Linked DNA regions of Homo sapiens: region 2 is linked to region 1. The links are chromatin contacts, found by Hi-C or POLR2A ChIA-PET in ENCODE. All regions are on one chromosome and are shown on one strand. Each heading gives the region's core, a stretch centred on a gene start or an enhancer-like site at or near the end of the contact. The rest is flanking DNA. Distances are from core to core; before and after follow the strand shown. Region 1 overlaps ADK (adenosine kinase). Region 2 overlaps SAMD8 (sterile alpha motif domain containing 8).

Region 1 (7,603 bases), core at 2,044-4,543:
CCAATCTCAAAAAAAAAATAAAAAATAAAAATGGAAATAAAATTCCCAATAATAGGGCTACTATCCTAACATTTTTCTTATGCTAGCCTCTTTCTTCTTGTTCTTTAATACTAAAAACTTGGGTTGTTCTGAAAGAAATTAGTCTAAGTAGCTTGTCTGTCTTACGTTTTGATGAAGCACTTTTTCCTAACTTAATTTGTTCTTTAGTTACCAGATTAAATATGCTTAAAAGTGGGAATGAACAACTCTCCTTGCTAGAATAGACAAGTCAGTTAATCACTTTGTGAAACAGTTAAGTTTCTTGTAAACTGCACTTTATTTTTTTGCCTGTGTTTTGGCTGCTTAATTTTTTTCAGTTATGTTTATTGAGGTATAATTTATATACTGTTTATCTAATTTTTATTATAAACCTATTGGATAGAGGCATGAGTGTCTTTATAGCTGTGCATTGCCCCATAGAGTTTTTGGCACTCAATAAAATGTTAAATAATATTTTTATTCAGCATTCTGTAGACGGGAAGCATATGGTAACAAATGTCAGAGCACAGGTTGAAAATCTCCAAAAAGTTATATGATATATTCTTTGGAAAAGCTAGTAGAGATACTTTTGTGAATGAAATTTCTCTTAAAAGGGGTTCCCAGACTCACATTTTATGCAACAAATTTCTCCAGCCTTCAGTTACTTTATTTACAAATTAAAGTTTTTCCTTATCAGAAATAATGCATAAGTTAAAATAGTATAATACTAACGTGGTATCATAAGAAAGTATATAAATGGTTTGATAGATAACATAAAGTAAAGGTAACTCATAGTTTGAAGGACAGCATGAGAAAATATTTAGAAGCTTTAGCAGTATAAGTCTTTATGTTGTGATATATTGTATGAAAAGAAATACACAGTGGATAGTTCTTTATTGTTAAATTTCAGCATGACTTAGTTATGTCACTGCTACAGCTGTTGCAGACATTCTAGTGGTAGGAGACTTTGACTCAATATTGTTTTTCTCACCTGAGGATTCTAGCACTATTTAATACTCTTATTTTAGTGTCAGAAACAATCATTGCTTCAGAATAACAGAAGACATTGTGAATTAAAACTTCAAATAAATTTCATGCAAAGGATAATATCTCCCGGTTAATCTGTGTTGAAGAAATGGTTGACCATAATCAGGTATACAAAGCCATTTAGATAGCATATATCTAAATTTTCTTTCCAGAATTTGCTTACCCTCTGATTTGCTGACCACACTTGCTTTGAAGTTTTGGTTTTTGTTGTCTTGCTATGTTGCCCAGGCATGTCTCAAATTCCTGGACACAAGCAATCCTCCCACCTCAGCCTCCCAAAATGTTGGGATTACAGGCATGAGCCACTGCACCTGGCCACTTTGAAGTTTTTATTAACATAATTTGAATGTGAAATTACCTGAGTTTTTCTTGTTAACCTCATGTATAAAATGTGGGATAGGGAATCCAGGCACTGCTTACTTAGCTTGGTGCCTCTGGCTCTCATAAGACTTTTAATAAAGGTGTCAACCAGGTTTGTAGTCATCTTGCTGCTCAGCTAGGGGAGGATCTTCTTCCAAGCCCACTCATGTCCGGTCACAGCCCTCAGATCCTCACTGGTTATTGATCATGCACCACTCCATAGTCCTCACAACATTGCAACTTATTTCTCCTAGAGCGAGGGCTCAGAGAGAGAAGGCTTGTGATCAAGAAGATGAACAAAACATACCATCACTTTTGTCATATATTTGTTAAAGCAAGTCACTAGGTCTAGAGCACATTCAAGGGGAGGAGAATGTACAAGGATTTGAATACCAGGTTCAAGGATCATTGAAAACCATTTTGAAGACTGCCTCCTACACATATAATCCACAGATGGGACAGATCATTAAAGTACTCTAGGTGCTCTGACACTCATTTGTTTATCCTGAGATCTTAACAAGAACTTGAATTCAATAGGCAAAATGATTTCAGTTTCACATAAAGTATTTCATTTATTCCTAGCAACAATGCAACGAAATAGGTATGGTTAACCCCAATGTTATTGATGAAGAAATTGATGTACTGAGTGACTGGCTCAAGATTACATAGCAAATAATTTGTAAAACTGGGACCTTAGTGTAGGCCTTTTGATTCTAGACCCTGTACTCTTTCCATTGGCTATAATTGCTTCCTACCAGTACTATGTTGCACTTAAAGCCATTCAAGGAGAATATTATACCTCTAAATTTATATACAATTATATGAATTTTTATTATACAGAGATTTTTATACATATATGTAGAGAAAGACAGACACCCCCCTGTCTTAATCTCTAACCTATACCACTCCGTTTAGGAGTTATAGTATTATTGAGTCAAAGTCTAATATCATTATAAGGCCTGTAACAGCTGTAGCAATGACACACATGTACACAGATGCTAGCAGCCTAAAACTACACTTAGGAGGTAAATGTTTGTTGCATGGAGAGATGAAGAAGCAAAGTAAGAAAACAGACCTGGTCTGGTGGCTCCATTCCCCCTTGGCTTGTCAGTATACAGAAATCATTGTGTTTCTATATAACTAGTAACAAATAATTGGAATTGCAGTGAGTATGGGCAAGTTATGGTTTTAGTTTAATATTGATTATAGATAATTCTACTTTATAAGTAAGAACTTGTGTTATCAGATGAAATATAGAGAAAGTTTTCTCCTCCATAGTTGTCTTTCATATACGCAAACATGCACTTGAGTTTCTTTCCTTTCCTGCATAATCTGAGGATTGTGCTTTTTAATAGTGGCTTGCTGATCCCTTTAAATAGCTCTTAATGTAAGTATTCCATAGTTTTCATTAATCTGATTAACATAGTTTTTCCCTAACCTCCATTCAAAAACTATATTTGGTTGTTGTTTTACCCTGGTTGCTGAAGCAGCAAGCCTACTGCAAAACCTAAGTGGTGTGGTATAGATGAGAGTCTAAGACTTTAATTATATGTCATTTTATTCACAACACTCAATTCCAGGAAGGAAAAAATGGGTCTGTTTTTGTAAAGGACATATTATGTGAGTATCATTCATTGTAAACCAAAAATGATACTGTATTATAGCATAGACAACAATGAGAACTGATTCTGAAAATGTGACCTGACTGAGAAACTGAGTAATAGTGAAAGTTATCAAAATGGAAAAAAAGCGTTAATGTGAAATCCAGCCTTCTCAGAAATACTCTTTCCTGGCCTGTTTAGTTTTGCTTTTGTTGCTTGTCATGCATGAATGAAAGTGCTGTACTCTCAGGGGAGCAGGAAAGCCTCTGTGTCGGTTGTTTATTTCCTTAATCCCTCCTCCTTTGTGATTTTTGATGTCAGATCTAAAATGGAAAGCCTGTAAATATAATGATTATCACACGGATAATCACCTGCATTAGGAACCGCCCTGCTTTTCTATTCTAACCCGAGCTGTTCTCCACATGTCACATCCACTCTGTGGTTGGATTTTAACCTGACTGCTTCATTAGATTTGTGAAACTCAGTACGAGGCGCCCTGGGGCAGCACAGATGGGGACTTGCTTGTTTTCTTTTCTCACTTTTACTGCAAAGGCACACTAAAAAGTCCTTTTCAATTTAGTGCGATCAGTTCACTTGGAATTATCTCTGATATTTGGAACCTGTCTTGCTCTTCTGCCCACCAACTATGCCTATTCTTTCTTCCTTACTTTCTGACCTAATGTCTTTTCTTTCTGCCTCTGCATGTCATGAATCTGACAACTAAAATTCTGCTTACAATTCTTACTGGGTCAAACTGTTCCCCCGTGTTGTTTTGTTTGTTTTGCTGACAGGGAAAAATAAATGTTGTTCCATCATTGTACCTACAAACACCTTCAGATCAGAGGTTAGCTGTGGGAAAGTCTGCAGTGATATGAGCCAGCTGCCTTCTCTAATGGAGTGACTTGGGGCACCAGTCCAAGATCAGAGGAAGGTGGGAGGAAGTCAGAAGATAAGATCATTTTAAGCCACAGAACAACAAGCTTAGCTTTTCTAGTGATAGGGCACAGCTCAGCAAACCTGTGTGAGGGGGCACTAAGACAAAAAATTGAGTTGACTTTTTTTAAGTACATCTTTCCTCAGTCAGAAATATGTTGATGCTTGAAATAGTTTACAGACATGGAAGTGTCCTAGGGCCTGGTTTCCTTAAAAGATAATGATTTGACATTTATATATGTGTCTTCTTGCAGTTAGTCAGCTCCATACCATAACAGATCACAGTTAATTTTTAAAAATAATTTTTTTGGGCTGGGCATAGTAACTCATACCTGTAATCCCAGAACTTTGGAAGGCCAAGGCAGGTGGATCACCTGAGGTCAGGAGTTCGAGACCAGCCTGATCAATATGGTGAAACCCCCATCTCTGCTAAAAATACAAAATTAGCTGGGCATGGTGGCACACACCTGTAGTTCCAGCTACTCGGGAGGCTGAGGCAGGAGAATACCTTTAACCCAGGAGGCGGAGGTTGCAATGAGCTGAGATCGCACCACTGCACTCCAGCCAGGGCTACAAGAGCAAAGCTCTGTCTCAAAAAAAAAAAAAAATATATATGTATATATATACACACACACATATTTATATACACATATATATACATATACACACACATAAATTTTTTACAGTTAATTTCTTATATTTGAGCAAAACTGGACATTAAAAAAATTTTACTGTATGTGAATTTTGAGCATTTATGGCTTAGTGCAATTTTAGTCCTACACATTCTTCCTTTGAACTTTGTCTTACAGTCCCCTGGGGTTCTCTCATGTCTCTGATGAAGTTCCATATAAATAAGTGGTTCTAGTATAGCTTTTTTGTTGTCTTTTTCATATAAGAATTTGCTTGGTTCAGAGTGACAGCTTGGGAAGCACTACATCAATAGCTTTTGAACCTTTTCCTATTCCTTGATATCACCGCCAGCAAATGTTACTGACTATGTGATGTACAAAGTTCTAACCTTGCTTGCACAAATTGACCAGTTGTCAAGATCAATATTTATTTGCTTATTTTTGTCTACATGAACTAAGGGTAACTTGGTCAGGCTTATGTTTCTCTAGTAAATAGCGTAAGGAGTTGTACTTTCAACTTAACACTTCCTGTTGACTTCAGTGTTTAGCTGTAATCATACATTTTGACCTTTCTAAATCCTCAAAATGGTTCTCTAACCTATATGTTATTAGTACATTGGACCATAGGTGCATACATGTATTTTTTTCCCAATGTTTTCCCAAATTTCTGCTGAAGACACTGACTGTACTTTCTGCCTTACATGGCTTGATGCTACAGTCGTTTTAGTTGAGTTGGATCTGCTCACTACTCAGGCTCAAATCCCATCCTTCTATTAATATCTCTTGGCAAAGATAATTTTGGAAGAATGTGAGTTAAGATGTAGAGACTCTTGACAGTTGTCTGCAGTTTTTTTTTTTTTTCATTTTCAAGAGGGAAGTAGAGTTGAAAAGTAATATTGCCTCCCTTTTCTATCTGTCCTAAAATTAAAGTATAAGCACAAAGAGTGAAGAAAGGGAAAGGATTTGATTACACATATGTATTTTTGTCATTTAGTAACCTGTTATAAGAGCCTTAGGGTATATAATAATCATTAGATTGTGTCCTTAAGATATTTAAAATCTAGAAGAACTTTGCATATTAAAATTTTTTAACCATACATATTTTTAATGCTCAACTGTTTTTACCCTGTCATCTTATATTAAAGAGGATTTTTGGACTGTTTATTATAAAAAATTTCAAACAAAAAAGGAGACATTGGACCCCTACATAGCACATACATCTAGATTTAACACTTGTTAACATTTTGCCACTTTTGCTTCATTTTAATTTTTTTCTGCAGTATTCTAAAATAAATTACATATATCATGACATTTCATTTCTAAATACCTCAGGATTCATCTTAAGAATTAAGGACTTTTAAAATCAAACTGATAATTCCTAATATTACCTAATTTTCATTTCAGATTCAAATTTCTCCCCTTGTCCCAAAAATGTCTTTTATAGCTGGTTTGTATAAACCAATTAAGGTTTATACATTGTTCTTGGTCATTTTCCCTTTTCTACTTTACATTACATTGACTTGTTAAAAACATTAAGCTAGTTGTCCTACAGAATGTCCTACCCTATGAATGTTTTCAGTTGCTTTCTCTGTGTATACTTTAACTTGTTCCCCTATCCTCTGTATTTCTTATAGACTGCAAGTTACTGGACTAAAGTTTTGATTAATTCATATTAAAGTATTTAGGTTAGAATACTTTATAGGTGATGGTGTGAACTTCACACTGCATCACAACAGAAGGCAAAGAATATTTGGTGATCCCACTATTAGTGATGATAAGTGATAGCATCGATCACTGGGTTAAAGTGATGACAGCTTGATCCTTCCATTATAAAGTTATGCTTTGCTCCCGTGACCAGCATATAATCTGAGATACTTTGATTCCATGGAAATACCCAGTTCCCTATCATCCTTTTTACCCAATGAGTTTAACATCTACTGAGGATCCTTGCCTGCATAAATTTCGTTATGAGGATTGCAAAAAGATGATTTTTCTGAATTTATACATTTATTAGCAGGCATTCTTCTCTACATAAGAGCTTTTTGAGAGGTATTGTTTTAATTAAAAACACAACCACCAGCATATTCCTTGGATTGTCTTTCTTTGCTGAGGTCAGAACACCTGAACTCACTGTGGCAGCTACAGTAAAAACATGTACTACATCTTCTTTATTCCAACTTGTGAAGTGTGTTGACATTAGGCTGCCTTTTTTTATTATTATTATTCCAAGGGAAAAAAGAAATCTTTATTGCTGTAAGAATAAAAATTGAACTATGTGGGTATATTGAGATAATTGTGTAAAGAAGAAGACTGAATGAGTTTCAAAAAATGGATTATTTCTTCATTACCGAGCACTTTATAATTAACTGTTCTTTTTTTTTTTTATTTCAGGAAGCTGCCACTTTTGCTAGAGAGCAAGGCTTTGAGGTGAGTTAACCCACAATTGCACACTAAACAGATCCTAAAGGTTTTTTCTAGCTGATAATGAAGTTCTTTTGGACAGTGATTGATGTGCTATTATACTCTCAGAGCCTCGCAGCAGTTGCCATGGAAACTTGGCAGTCGTCATGGTTTCTTTGTTCTGCCAGCACAGTGTTATGACGCACTCTGCTAGGTCTGCACCCAACATCGCCTACAGATGTTATTTATTGAATTTTGAAAAGCCTCTTGGGAAGCCAAGAGGTTGGGCACGGTTTCAAGCTGCCTCTGCAGATATGGGGCCTGTCAGTTTGTTCAGTTAAAAAGCTACCTCATTAGCTGCATTACATTTCATAAGGATTCACTGCTAAAGCAGTGGTGGAACAAGACTAAATAATGAAATATAATGTCGTTTAAATAATTTCAGCCCTATCACATGTAGATTATCATTATGCAAATTAATTTCTAAAAGGTTGTACTTAACAGTTGTTAGGAACTGATTAATTTAAATCCTGCTTTTATAAACTTACTCTTTGAACCTATCTTTTCTTCTCTCTCCCTCTTTTTTTCTGGGGAGACGGAGGTAGCATAAAATAT
Region 2 (7,603 bases), core at 246-2,745, 580 kb after region 1:
AAAAAAGAGGCTGGGCGCGGTGGCTCATGCCTGTAATCCCAGCACTTTGGGAGGCCGAGGCAGGCGGATCACCTGAGGTTAGGAGTTCGAGACCAGCCTGACCAACATGGAGAAATCCCGTCTCTACTAAAAATACAAAATTAACTGGGCGTGGTGGCGCATGCCTATAATCCCAGCTACTTGGGAGGCTGAGGCAGGAGAATCGCTTGGACCCCAGGGTCGGACATTGTGGTGAGCTGAGATAAGAAAGCCTTTTCTTTCCTTAGAAACAAACTGGAAAAGTTACTTTCTGTAGGATAGAAACTCTTCCAAGGACATTCTTTGGTCACATGTTTAGATGGAAGAAATTTTCTCTGCTTTGAGGAGGCCCATTAAAAAAGAGATTATTGGCCGGGCACGGTGGCTCATGCCTGTAATCCCAGCACTTTGGGAGGGCAAGGCAGGCGGATCACGAGGTCAGGAGATTGAGACCATCCTGGCTAACACGGTGAAACCCTGTCTCTACTAAAAATACAAAATATTAGCTGGGCATGGTGGCGGGTGCCTGTAGTCCCAGCTAACTTGGGAGGCTGAGGCAGGAGAATGGCATGAACCCAGGAGGCAGAGCTTGCAGTGAGCCGAGATTGTGCCACTGCACTCCAGCCTGGGCGACAGAGTGAGACTCTGTCTCAAAAAAAAAAAAAAAAGATTATTAGCCAGGCACAGTGGCACATGCCTGTAACCCCAGTACTTTAGGAGGCTGAGGTGGGAGGATTGCTTGAGCCCAGGTGTTCAAGACCAGCCTGGGAAACATGAGGAGACCCTGTCTCTACAAAAAATTTAAAGATTAACCAGGTGTGGTGGCACATGCCTATAGTCCCAGCTTCTCAGGAGGCTGAGGTGGGAGGATTGCTTGAGCCCAGGAGGTCAAGGTTGCAGTGAGCTGTGATTGTGCCACTGCACTCCAGCGTGGGGTGACAGAGCCAGACCCTGTCTCCAAAAAAAAAAAAAAAAAAAAAGAAAGATTATTTTGTACAACATGTACATATAGTCTGTGTGGTTTACTTCAGATGGTATGGGAAGTTGCTAAATTGGAAAGTGTGTCTTGGCACTTTCACCAAAAAATATAGACGAAAGAATTTATTTACTTTCATTTTATTTACTTTTACTGCTTCTTGTGGAGCAGGGCTAACTCACAGGCAGTGTACCCAGAGTCAGCCAGGAAAAATTTTTTAATTAAAAAAAGGAAGCCTGGGGGGCTCCTTTCCTAGTTTAATGGGCAGGAAGAATTAGTGGATTTAAGTAAAAAACAAGGCATTGTAAACAAAAAATTTAAAGATAAAATTAGTAGATATTGCATAAGAGCTCCTGAGGGGCTTTTTAAAAAACTGTAGATATGTGAGCTTTTGAGATTGCTTAAAAAAAAAAAAAATTGTAGCTTCTGCTCTCCATTGTCTTTGGAACACTGGAGAGAGGAACAAGGGTAGTTGCTTGAGGTTTTGACCTTTCTCCTCACCAGGAAGTGCTTGAGGTAAACCACAGTGATGAGCTTTAGGTCCTAAGCAGCAGTTATTTCAGTGTTCTGAAGGTGAAAAGAAAGGTTGGTGGTTACTATTCTTATCATACTTTTAGGCCACATTGAGCCATATTCTCTCCCATTTTGTCCTGTTTTGCAGCAATATTTTAAATTCTGGATTGCTTAAAACCAGAGGTGGTTTTAAAACATGTGTATCATTGCTGCTTTCTGGTTAACTTTGCCTCACAAGATCTCATGAACTTGAATTTATCTACTCTTCAAAACTGGAGTTTACCTTACAGGAAACCTTGGTAGGTTTAACAAAGCATAGAGGTAACCCGTTAAATCCAAGTGTTAATGTTTACTTAGTCAAAGAAAGTGTTTCTCAAAGTGTTTGTACCACTTTCATTAGAATCACCTGGGTGCTTGTTAAAATGCAGATTCCTAGGTTCCATCTCAGGAGTGCACACTAATGCTTGAAACATACCTAGCCTTGTGTTCAGTGCTTTCTCTGAGGGTGGGAGGATCATTTCAAAAATATGTGATGTATGGTCCCTGTCCTCAGGAATATTAGTCCAACAGTACTGGTGTTGTCACAGTGCAGTTCATGATTACCCAAGTGACAGTTACTCAGAATTTTTATTTGATATATACTTGATATAAACATTTTTTTTAAAACATAGTGTTTTATAGCTTAAGTTTAAGTTAAGAGAAGTTAGAATGAGTATTCGATAGCTACTATCATTAACTAATTTACAGTGGGTTTTTTTGTTTTGTTTGAGATAGGGTCTTGCCCTGTCACCCAGGCTAGAGCACAGTGACATGATCATGGCTCACTGCATCCTTGACCTCCTAGGCTCAATCAGTCCTCTCCCCTCAGCCTAGGACTGCAGATACACACCAACATGCCTGACTAATTTTTTATAGACAAGATGTTACTGTGTTGCCCAGGCTGGTCTCAAGCGATCCTCCTTCCTGCCTTGGTCTCCCAAAGTTCTGGGATTATAGACATGAGCCACTGCACCTAGCCTACAGTGTTATTAATGAGCAAAAAATTCCCTGGAATCACAGGTGTTTAACTTTACCTCCTTTTTTTGTTTTTTATTTTTATTTTTTGAGACAAGTCTCATTCTGTAACCCAAGCTAGAGTGCAGTGGCACAATCATAGCTTGCTGCAGCCTCCAACTCCCAGGCCCAAGCAACCCTCCCACCTCAGCCTCTCAAGTAGCTGGGATCACAGGTGTGCACCACCACATCCAGCTCATTTTTAAATTATTTGTAGAGATGAGGTCTGGTTATGTTGCCCAAGCTGTTGTCAAACTTTTGGACTCAAGCAATCCTCCCACCTTGGCCTCCCAAAGGGCTGCAATTACAAGCATGAGCCACCATCCTCGGCCAACTTTATCTCTTATAAATAATTTAAGAGCAATTTTCAGTAATAGGACTAACACCAGGCTTACTTGTCTTCTGTCTTGTATAACTCTTTTACTTTCTTTTAGCCATATTTTCTTTTTTTTTGAGACGGAGTTTCACTATTGTTGCCCAGGCTGGAGTGCAATGGCGCAGTCTTGGCTCACTGCAACCTCCACCTCCCGGGTTCAAGTGATTCTCCTGCCTCAGCCTCTCAAGTAGCTGGGATTACAGGCACACACCACCACGCCTGGACTCTTAGCCATATTTTCTTATCAGTGAAATGATGCTCTTAGAATCTAATTTAGGTCTGTATTGTTCATTATGGCAAAATTTAAATTAACTAAAATGAAATAAAATTTAAAACTCAGTTCCTCAGTCATACTGGCCACATTTCAAGTCCGTAAGATCCACATAGTATATAAATAGCTTCTTGGACAGTATATGGAACATTTCCGTCATTGCAGAGAATTCTGTTGGACAACGATGCTTTTGATGGTCTTTAAGATTTCTGTCCTCTTCAAAGAGTCTAGTGATTTTTCTGTTTGCTCTTCCTTGAAGTAAATATTTGATGCCTGGGGTTTTTTGGTTTGTTTTCTTCTGATCTTTCCCCCTTTTTGGTTGATCTGTTACAGGTCAATACTTCTGCGAAGGCTCTGTAGTCTGATGGGAACTGTATTCTTGCTTCGCTGCTTTACCATGTTTGTGACCTCCCTCTCCGTGCCAGGACAACACCTGCAGTGTACTGGAAAGGTAGCCTGCTACCTTCTTTATCATTCTTGTTTTTGGTGGGTTGATGGCACACTATATGCAATAGGGCTAAGATTTTGCTTATAGTATTAAAATGTGCTTTTTAGTATCTGCAATGTCTATAAAAAAAACTATAGAAATAATTTGGTAAAAGTCTTAAGCCAGATTCTACCTCTCTCTTATTTCTGTTGAAACTCGTTCTATGCTATGGAGCTATAGAAAACAAGTTTCTTTCGGCCGGGCGCAGTGGCTCATGCCTGTAATCCCAGCACTTTGGGAGGCCGAGGCGGGCGGATCATGAGGTCAGAAGTTCAAGACCAGCTGGGCCAAGATGGTGAAACTCCGTCTCTACTAAAAATACAAAAATTAGTTGGGCGTGGTGGTGGGCACTTGTAATCCCAGCTACTCAGGAGGCTGAGGCAGAGAATTGCTTGAACCCGGGAGGTGGAGGTTGCAATGAGCTGAGATCGTGCCACTGCACTCCAGCCTGGGCAACAGAGCGAGACTCCATCTCAAAAAAAAAAAAAAAAAAAAAAAAGTTTTTATTTTGGCCGGGCGCAGTGGCTCATGCCTGTAATCCCAGCACTTTGGGAGGCCAAGGTGGGTGGATCACGAGGTCAGGAGTTTGAGACCAGCCTGGCCAAGATGGTTAAACCCCATCTCTACTAAAAATACAAAAATTAGCCAGGTGCAGTGGTGGACGCCTGTAATCCCAGCTACTCGGGAGGCTGAGGTTCAATCGCTTGAACCTGGGAGGCGGAGGTTGTAGTGAGCCGAGATCGCACCACTGCACTCTAGCCTGGGCAACAGAGCAAGACTCTGTCTCAAAAACAAAGAAAGAAAGAAAGAAAGAAAGAAAACAATTTTCTTTCAATTATCATTTTCCCTTTCCCACCATCCTTAGCATTTTAAAAGTTTCTCATATGGCATGCTCTGGTTCCTTCACTGTCCTCCTCACTCCTTTAAAAATGTTGCCGGCCAGGTGCAGTGGCTCACGCCTGTAATCCCAGCACTTTGGGAGGCCAAGGCGGGTGGATCACCTGAGGTCAGGAGTTAAAGACCCAGCGTGGCCAACATGGTGCAGTCTACTAAAAATACAGAAAATTACCTGGTCGTGGTGACGGGCACCTGTAATCCCAGGTACTCGGAAGGCTGAGGCATGAGAGTCACTTGAACCCAGGAGGCGGAGGTTGCAGTGAGCCAAGATGGCACCATTGTACTCCAGCCTGGGCAACAAGAGTGAATCTGCATCTCAAAACAAAACAAACAAACAAACAAAAAGAAAGTTGCAGTTTGACGACATACTCAGCACTCTAAACTTTACTCTTTCTGAGATAAACAAAATAATGGCTGACTTTTGGTTTTCATTTTATATTTTGTGGATTTGTTTTGGTGTACTGTAGACATCTCTTCTCATTAAACAGAAGAAATTATGCAGATGGGAACAAAATAAGACTGTTAAAATCGCCTGTACTTTATATACAAAATTGGCTAAAATCTGTATACAAATTTGCAAAGAATTTTGTCCAAATTATATACAAATTTGGACAAAAGAACTCTACTTTTCTAGGCCTCTATGCTTTAATTCTGTGTTCTCACATATTCAAATAAATGTATGTGTTAACACCTTTGTAATTATTTTAATGTTGTTTGTAACAGCATTCACGTTCACTTCTTGTACTGCAATATCATAGCTGAAATGCCAACAAGGGAAGATTAAGCAGCCAAAGGAGATCAAGAGCTAAAAATATACCCCTGAGCTGAAGGGTGACAAAACTTTCTCCTGGTATTAGGAAGGCTTAGACTGACCAGTAAGAAAGGGGGAAGGGTTGATATGACACAGGATTTCATGTAAAGGAAATGTTTTATTTTTAAGGTAAAAGCTGTTTTGAGGTCTTTTTTTCTTTTTCCAAAAAGGAAAAGTAATTTTTTCAAATTATAAAATTATATGTTTATTATAAAAATTCAAATTATATAGAAATGTATATATTAAAAAGTAAAAATTCACCTGATTCTTTTTTACCACACCCTATAAATAATACAGTTAACAGTTGTGTGTATAGCCACACAGACCATTTTTAAGCATACTTACACACTCATATAAGTTTTTTTGGGTTTTTTTTTTTTTTTTTTTTTGAGGTGGAGTCTTTCCCAGTCGCCCAGGCTGGAGTAGTGTGGCACAGTCTTGGCTCACTGCAACCTCCTCTTCCCAAGTTCAAGCCATTCTCCTGCCTCAGCCTCCCGAGTAGCTGGGACCATCACACCTGGCTATTTTTTGTATTTTTAGTAGAGATGGGGTTTCTCCATGTTGGCCAGGCTGGTCTCGAACTCCTGACCTCAGGTGATCCACCCGCCTTGGCCTCCCAAAGTGTTGGGATTACAGGTGTGAGCCACAGCGCCTGGCCCTCATATAAGTTTTCATAGATACTTTTGAAACAAGGTAGGATTATATTGCAAACATTGTTCTTTAACCTAGTTTTCCTTTTCTTTCTTTCTTTCTTTTTCTTTTTTTTTTTTTTTTTTTTTTTTGAGATGGAGTCTCGCTGTGTCACTCAGGCGGGAGTGCAGTGGCACAATCTCGGCTCACTGCAAACTCTGCCTCCCAGGTTCATGCCATTCTCCTGCCTCAGCCTCCCGAGTAGCTGGGACTACAGGCGCCCGCCACCATGCATGGCTAATTTTTTTGTATTTTTAGTAGAGACGGGGTTTCACTGTGTTAGCCAGGATGGTCTCGATCTCCTGACCTCATGATCCGCCCGCCTTGGCCTCCCAAAGTGCTGAGATTACAGGCGTGAGCCATCGCGCCCAGCCTCTTTAGCCTATTTTTCATTTAATAGTATGTTGTTTACTTTTTTCTGAAGAAGTACATGTGGTCATATTCATCTTTTTAACAGTATTCCATTGTGGATACCAGGCTCCAAATGATGTACATTTTGGTTGTTTCAAAATTTTAGTATTTATAAACAGTGCTATAGTAAACATTCTTGTACATTGTGCTTTTGCACTTACTCAGTTATCTCCTTAAGATAAATTATTGCAAGTAAAATTATAGAATTAAAGGACATGCACATTAAAAAATATAATATGGGCTAGACAAGGTGGCTCATGCCTGTAATCCCAGCACTTTGGGAGTCCAAGGTGGGCGGATCACTTGAGGCCAGGAGTTCAAGACCAGGCTGGCCAACATGATGAAACCCCATCTCTACTAAAAATACAAATAATTAGCTGGGCATGGTGGCGGGCACCTGTAATCCCAGCTACTCGGGAGGCTGAGGCAGAAGAATCACTTGAACCTGGGAGGCAGAGGCTGCAGTGAGCTGAGATCACACCACTGCACTCCAGCCTGGGTGACAGAGCGAGACTCCATCTCAAAAAAAAAAAAAAAAGTGGTATGTGTTGCTGAAATACACACTTGAAAAGATGAGTTTTTCACTACTGCCAACATGTATGCGTGTCAGCTTTCTCACCCTCTTGCCAGCAGTGCCATTCTGATTGATGAAAGGTAATATCTAATGCTTTTATGTTCTTATTTTTTTATATTTTACATGTTTAATTTATTTTGAATTTGTTTCTGTGCATGGTGTGCGCAGTTTCTTCAAAATAGTATGCTGTGTACATGGTATGAAGCGTTTCACCCAAATAGTATTCTAGTTGATTAGGGGAGATTTTATTGTATTTTAGTCATTGTTTTTTTAAGACAGATTCTCGCTTTGTCACCCAGGCTAGAGTATAGTGTGGCATGATCATAGCTCACTGTCAGCCTAAAATTCCTGGTCTCAGGCAGTCCTCCTGCATCAGCCTTCTGAGTAGCTGGGACCACAGGCACACGCCACCACAGCCAACTGATTTTTTTTTTTTTTTAGACGGAGTCTTTCTCTGTCGCCCCGGCTAGCGTGCGGTGGTGCGATCTTGGCTTACTGCATCCTCCACCTCCTGGGTTCAAGGGAT

What was found. A loop is a pair of places that touch in the nucleus more often than their neighbours do. ChIA-PET counts read pairs that join two places held with the same protein, here RNA polymerase II (POLR2A). Pooled maps may share reads with other maps.
Region 2: a loop to region 1 is called in a pooled map, with 6 times the contacts of the local background. The contact joins two enhancer-like sites. A Hi-C loop is called at or near these places in 3 of 50 pooled maps. POLR2A ChIA-PET finds 5 or more read pairs at or near these places in 2 of 52 experiments (OCI-LY7 and T-cell).

The regions. Positions count from the first base shown.
Region 1 is chr10:74,582,303-74,589,905 of GRCh38, forward strand. It overlaps ADK (adenosine kinase), which reads left to right. Exons shown (of 11, transcript NM_006721.4): 8 at 6,980-7,015. It overlaps LOC124902457 (a long non-coding RNA gene), which reads left to right and starts at 7,022. Exons shown (of 2, transcript XR_007062199.1): 1 at 7,022-7,603. RefSeq lists an enhancer at 3,222-3,391. Within about 2 kb of position 3,294, at least 13 of the 41 ENCODE cell types and tissues checked have a DNase peak (open chromatin) inside an H3K27ac peak, as active enhancers do; they include OCI-LY7, where a contact is called at or near this core.
Region 2 is chr10:75,165,001-75,172,603 of GRCh38, forward strand. SAMD8 (sterile alpha motif domain containing 8) reads left to right here. Exons shown (of 6, transcript NM_001174156.2): 4 at 3,541-3,658. Among named protein-coding and RNA genes, the nearest start is that of VDAC2, 42 kb to the right of the region's middle. Within about 2 kb of position 1,496, at least 5 of the 41 ENCODE cell types and tissues checked have a DNase peak (open chromatin) inside an H3K27ac peak, as active enhancers do; they include OCI-LY7, where a contact is called at or near this core.